Linked DNA regions of Homo sapiens: region 2 is linked to region 1. A link is an interaction called in ENCODE POLR2A ChIA-PET data of the cell type or tissue named here. Cell type or tissue: K562. All regions are shown on one strand. Each heading gives the region's core, and the rest is flanking DNA. Links, peaks and the distances in the headings are about the cores only.

Evidence for each region. ChIA-PET counts read pairs that join two places held together with the same protein. Peaks named below come from ENCODE experiments on the same cell type or tissue, not always from the same donor. Only the 100,000 strongest peaks of a DNase experiment are listed, where the experiment ranks them.
Region 2: POLR2A ChIA-PET joins it to region 1 with 5 read pairs; 3 of 35 experiments call an interaction of 5 or more read pairs at or near these places.

What each region holds. Positions count from the first base shown.
Region 1 is chr19:46,627,884-46,630,752 of GRCh38, forward strand. No RefSeq gene overlaps it. Among named protein-coding and RNA genes, the nearest start is that of PTGIR, 4.2 kb to the left of the region's middle. In K562, for the core only: no CTCF peak of the experiment used is centred there; DNase peaks (open chromatin) are centred at 1,358 and 1,978.
Region 2 is chr19:46,505,604-46,508,514 of GRCh38, forward strand. No RefSeq gene overlaps it. Among named protein-coding and RNA genes, the nearest start is that of PNMA8B, 11 kb to the left of the region's middle. In K562, for the core only: no CTCF peak of the experiment used is centred there; no DNase peak of the experiment used is centred there; H3K27me3 peaks cover 937 bases.

The sequences.
Region 1 (2,869 bases), core at 1-2,500:
ACTCTCTCCACCCATGGCGAGGAACAGGACCAGGCCTCCCTGAGGGGGACCCTGAAGCAGCAGGGAAAAAGAGGAAGGACAGCTCAGAGACCACTGAGATTAGGGACGCACACACAGCACCCGGGAGGGGAGAGAGATTGAGGCTAGTGTGCTGGGGACTGTGGGTGTGTAACCGGATTGTGACTCTCTGTAGAGTTAGTGCGGCCCATGTGACCTAAGTGAGCATTTTTCTCAGCATTGATTGTGTTTGCGTGTGTATTGTGTGTATATGTGTATTGTGAGCTCGTGGGACTCTGTGTGCACATGGGCACACAGCTATGTTGTAGTTTTGTTTTGTTTTTGAGATGGAGTCTTGCTCTTTTGCCCAGGCTGGAGTGCAGTGGTGCCATCTCGGCTCACCACAACCTCCACCTCCCAGGTTCAAGTGATTCTCCTGCCTCAGCCTCCCGAGTAGCTGGGATTACAGGCACCTGCCACCACGCCCAGCTAATTTTTGTATTTTAGTACAGATGGGATTTCACTATGTTGGCCAGGCTGGTCTCAAACTCCTGATCTCAGGTGATCCGCCGGCCTCAGCCTCCCAAAGTTCTGGGATTACAGGTGTGAGCCACCGTGCGCAACCTAGTTTTTTTGAGACAGGGTTTCACTCTGTCACCCAGGCTGGAGTGCAGTGGCACGATCTCAGCTCACTGCAACCTCTACCTCCCAGGCTTAAGCAATCTTCCCACCTCAGCCTCCCAGATAGCTGGGACCACAAGTGCTCACCACCATGCCCAGCTAATACTTTTATTGTTTTGTAGAGATAGGATCCCACTATGTTGTCCAGGCTGGTCTCAAATTCATGGGCTCAAGTGATCCTCCCACCTTGGCCTCCCAACGCACTGGGATTACTGGCATGAACCATGGCACCTGGCCGAGAATGGTTTTTGGTTTTTTTGTTTGTTTGTTTGTTTGTTTGTTTGAGATGGAGTCTCACTCTGTTGCCCAGGCTGGAGTGCAGTGGTGCCATCTCCGCTCACTGTAACCTCTGCCTCCCAGGTTCAAGCGATTCTCCTGCCTCAGTCTCCCAAGTTGCTGGGACTACAGGTGCGAGCCACCATGCTCAGCTAATTTTTGTATTTTTAGTAGAGATGGGATTTCGCCATGTTGGCCAAGCTGGTCTTGAACTCCTGACCTCAAGTGATCTGCCTGCCTTGGCCTCCCAAAGTGCTGAGATTACAGGCGTGAGCCACCGCGCCTGGCTGAGGATGGGTTTTGAAGTTCATCTCCACCACTCACCAGTCAGTCACCATGTGACCTGAGAAAATGACTTCCCCTAGCAAAGCTTTGATGTTCTTCGTCAAATGGCTGCCTTGACCTTGTTGGGGTGTTATGTGAAGATAAGAGACAGTTCCCCCTGCCTGCCTCCCAGGAAGCCCTCAAATAGCTGTTGATATTATTCATTCAACAAACCGTAACCAGCAGTTTACTGTGTGCTAAGAGCTGGGGACACAGAGGGGCTCAGAGGGCACAGCCCAGGAAGAGTGTTCTCAAACAGGTTTGTCCACCCAGTGTGGGGATCCTGAGCAGGGGTGCCTGCATCTGTTTTTTTTTGTTGTTGTTGTTCTGAGATGGAATCTCGCTCTGTCGCCCAGGCTGGAGTGCAGTGGCGAGATCTCAGCTCACTGCAACCTCCACCTCCCGAGCTCAAGCGATGCTCCTGCCTCAGCCTCCTGAGTAGCTGGGACTTCAGGTGCCCGCCACCATGCCTGACTAATTTTTGTATTTTTAGTAGAGGCGGGATTTCGCCATGTTGGCCAGGCTGGTCTCGAACTCATGACCTCAAGTGATCCGCCCAACTTGGCCTCACAAAGTGCTGGGATTACAGGCTTGACCCATCACGCCCAGCCCAGGCCTGCATCTGGAAGTGCCGCAGACCTAAGATCCTGGCTTGCCCTGGGCCTGACCCTCTCCGGACTCCCTGGTTTCCGTCCTCCTGGCTCTGGCCCTGGGAGGAAGTGGGCCTTATCTCATGTTCTGCACACACGCACCACCAGCTGCTCGTGCCTGCCAGGCCTCCCGTCTGCCTGCTGTGCCCTCTCACTGCTTTGAGAAACTGCTATGTGTGTCCCAGACCTGTCTCGCCTTGGCTGGTTCCAGCATCCAGAGCCAGAGGCCTCCTTTCTCTATCCACTCACTGCCCTCCACCGCAAATGGGCCCTGGCCTACCTTCTGGTGGCTGCACCTCACCTTGCTCCAGGGGGCATAACCCAGTCTCCTGCCTACCCTGCCTCTGAATGGGCCGTGCCCCTCACCTGGGGATCCCCTCATTTCCTAGCCTTCAAGGCCTCTTGGTCACCCCCTGAGCCTCTCCTGAGCGGTCGTCCATCAGATCCTCCCACTCCCATTCCAGTCTCAAACCCCAGCTGGTTACCTCTCCATGCCTGTTTCTCTCTCTCTCTCTCTCTTTTTTTTTTTTTTTTTTTTTTTTTTGAGATGGAGTCTTGCTCTGTCCTCAGGCTGGAGTGCACTGGTGCGATCTCGGCTCACTGCAACCTCTGCCTCCTGGGTTCAAGCGATTCTCGTGCCTCAGCCTCCCGAGTAGCTGGGATTACAGGTACACGCCACCATGCTCAGCTAATTTTTGTATTTTTAGTAGAGACGGGGTTTCACCATGTTGGCCAGGCTGTCTTGAACTCCTGACCTCAAATGATCCGCCTGCCTTGGCCTTCCAAAGTGCTGGGATTACAGGCATGAGCTACTGCGCCCGGCCCCATGCCTGTTTTCCTTGTCTGTAAAATGGGGATAAACAGAGTCACCTTGAGGGCTATCGTGAGCATTGAGCAAGATGGGACTGTTGAACTGTTCCCCTAGGAAGCGATGGCCAAGA
Region 2 (2,911 bases), core at 205-2,704, 120 kb before region 1:
GCCGGATTACAGCATGGGCCACTGCGCCTGACTAGGGTCTGCGTATTCCTAACTCTACCAAGTCCTACAAGTCACTCAGTGCAATGAATGTCCCTATTTGCTCACATATGAGGATTCCTGTGCCCCCAGTGCCCACTCCCACCTCTGGAGATTGTCCAGGCTTCTAGGATTTGCCCATCTCATGGGCATAAGGTGGTAGCTCATTGTTCTCCAACTACAAATGAGTTTGCACATCTCTTTTTTAGTTTATTTGGAAATCCCCTTCTTTAAATATCCTGTTCATAGTGTTTTCCCATTTTCTCATTGCTGTTTGTGCTTTTACCACCACAACTGTTGACTTTTTTTTTTTTTTTAGACAGTCTCGCTCTGTTGCACAGGCTGGAGTGCAGTGGCACTATCTCGGCTCACTATAAGCTCTGCCTCCTGGGTTCACGCCGTTCTCCTGCCTCAGCCTCCTGAGTAGCTGGAACTACAGGCGCCCGCCACCACACCCGGCTAATTTTTTGTATTTTTAGTAGAGACAGGGTTTCACTGTGTTAGCCAGGATGGTCTCGATCTCCTGACCTGTGATCCGCCCGCCTTGGCCTCCCAAAGTGCTGGGATTACAGGCGTGAGCCACCGCACCCGGCTAATTGTTGACTTTTTTGAACAGAGCCCAATGCAATTCCTAAAGGTATTTTAGCTCTTTCTGTTGCTCCAATAATATATTGTTAAATGTGAATAACATTTCTATAATACAAAGAGGATAGTATAACATGGTGCTCAGTAAATCTTGTATTGAACAGATGGAGGAAGAAAGGAAAGGAGGAATTATAACATCACACACACCATGCCAAGGGATGATCTTATGCCAGACATTGGCTAGAATAGCCTTTAATATATTGCTTCATTTAATCTTCACCACAGTCATGTAAAGCCAGCCCCATTATTATCTCTATTTCCCAGATGAGAAATCTGAGGCTGTGTGTGTGTGCACACACACGCAGGGTGGAAGGTCTTTTACAACTGGGAAGTGGTGAGACATCAATTTGACCTCAGGTCTCTGTGACTCCAAACCTCTGATTCTTTTGTTTGTTTGTTTGTTTGTTTTTGAGATGGAGTCTTGCTCTGTGAGCAGGCTGGAGCGCAGTCGCGTGATCTCGGCTCACTGCAACCTCCGCCTCCTGGGTTCAAGTGATTCTCCTGCCTCAGCCTCCCAAGTAGCTGGGATTACAGCCACCTGCCACCACGTCCAGCTAACTTTTGTATTTTTAGTAGAGACGGGGTTTCACCATGTTGGCCAGGATGGTCTCGATCTCTTGACCTCATAATCTGCCCGCTTTGGCCTCCCAAAGTGCTGGGATTACAGGCGTGAACCACCGTGTCTGGCTCCAAACCTCTGATTCTAACAGGGATACTAGGCAGACTTTCAGCAGCACCATCCCTCCTCAGCACTCATTCATTCATTTGTTCATTTAATCATTTAGCAAACACAAAGAACCCACACGTGTGGGATATGACTGTGACTACATCAGACCAGGGCCTGGCTGACATCATAGGGAGATCAGATATGAACCACTAATAACTACGAATTCATAATGATGAAAAGAGTGAATAAATTACTTCACAGACTTTCTGTGGATTTTCATGTGATGATGAAAAACAGTGAGCTGGGTCCCAATGTATTTCCTGGCAACTGGCCATGTTCTATTGTTGCAGAGAAGCAAGATATAGGATGAAGTGTATCAGTGATTCCATTCACACTAGAGCGGACCATGAAATATGGATTTCAACCTTAGTCAAGCCTCATCATGTTCCACCTTAGAAAATGCTAAAAAATGTTAACCCACTATTTGCAAAAGAAAACAAAAAGCTGGGCTGGGCGCAGTGGCTCACGCCTGTAATTCCAACACTTTGGGAGGCCGAGGCCGGTGGATCACCTGAGGTCAGGAGTTCGAGACTAGCCTGGCCAACATGGCGAAACCCCATCTTTACTAAAAAAGCAAAAGTTAGCCGGGCATGATGGTGGGTGCCTGCAATCCCAGCTACACAGGGGGCTGCGGCAGAAGAATCACTTAAACCCCAGAAAGTAGAGGTTGCAGTGAGCTGAGATCGCACCACTGCACTCCAGCCTGAGCGACAGAATGAGACTCTGTCTCAAAACACACACACACACACACACACACACACACACACACACACACAAATGAAAAACAATAAAAGCAAGCATTCAGTAAGATGTGACATGCACCAAGGAGGAGACACATGAGGTGCTGTAGGACGAGTAATGGCTCTGGGGGGCCGGAGGGGTTGTGAGAAACAAAATCAAGGTCCCAAGGGATAAAACCCACTCCTGGGGCGGGGCCCCGCGGCTCACGCCTGTAATCCCAGCACTTTGGGAGGCCGAGGAGGGCGGATCACTTGAGGTCAGGAGTTTGAGACCAGCCTGGCAAACATGGTAAAACCCCGTCTTAGTAAAAATACAAAAATTAGCTGGGCACGGCGCGGGCACCTGTAATCCCAGCTATTCAGGAGGCTGAGGCAGGAGAATCACTTGAACCCAGAAGGTGGAGATTGTAGTGAGCCAAGATCGTGCCACTGCTGCACTCCAGCCTGGATGACAAGAGGGAAGCTCCGTTAAAACAAAACAAAACAAAACAAAAAAAACACCACTCCTGGGAGGAAACAGCTAGTGACCCAAGTTGACCAGGGTCTGCTTTAAGACAAGGAATGAAGAGGTCTCCAAAGACCAGAGTATCCCAGGGGACCACATAAAAAAGTCTTTAGTTTTTCAAATAGTTTGCATGACTGGACCCTTGGGACACCGGCCTGAGAAGGAAGGAATTAGTCAAGAGATGGACAATGCCAGAAAAAGCTTTTCCTTGGAAAAAGACCCTGGTTTAAGTTCAAGATAGCCTCATGAGTAAAGAAG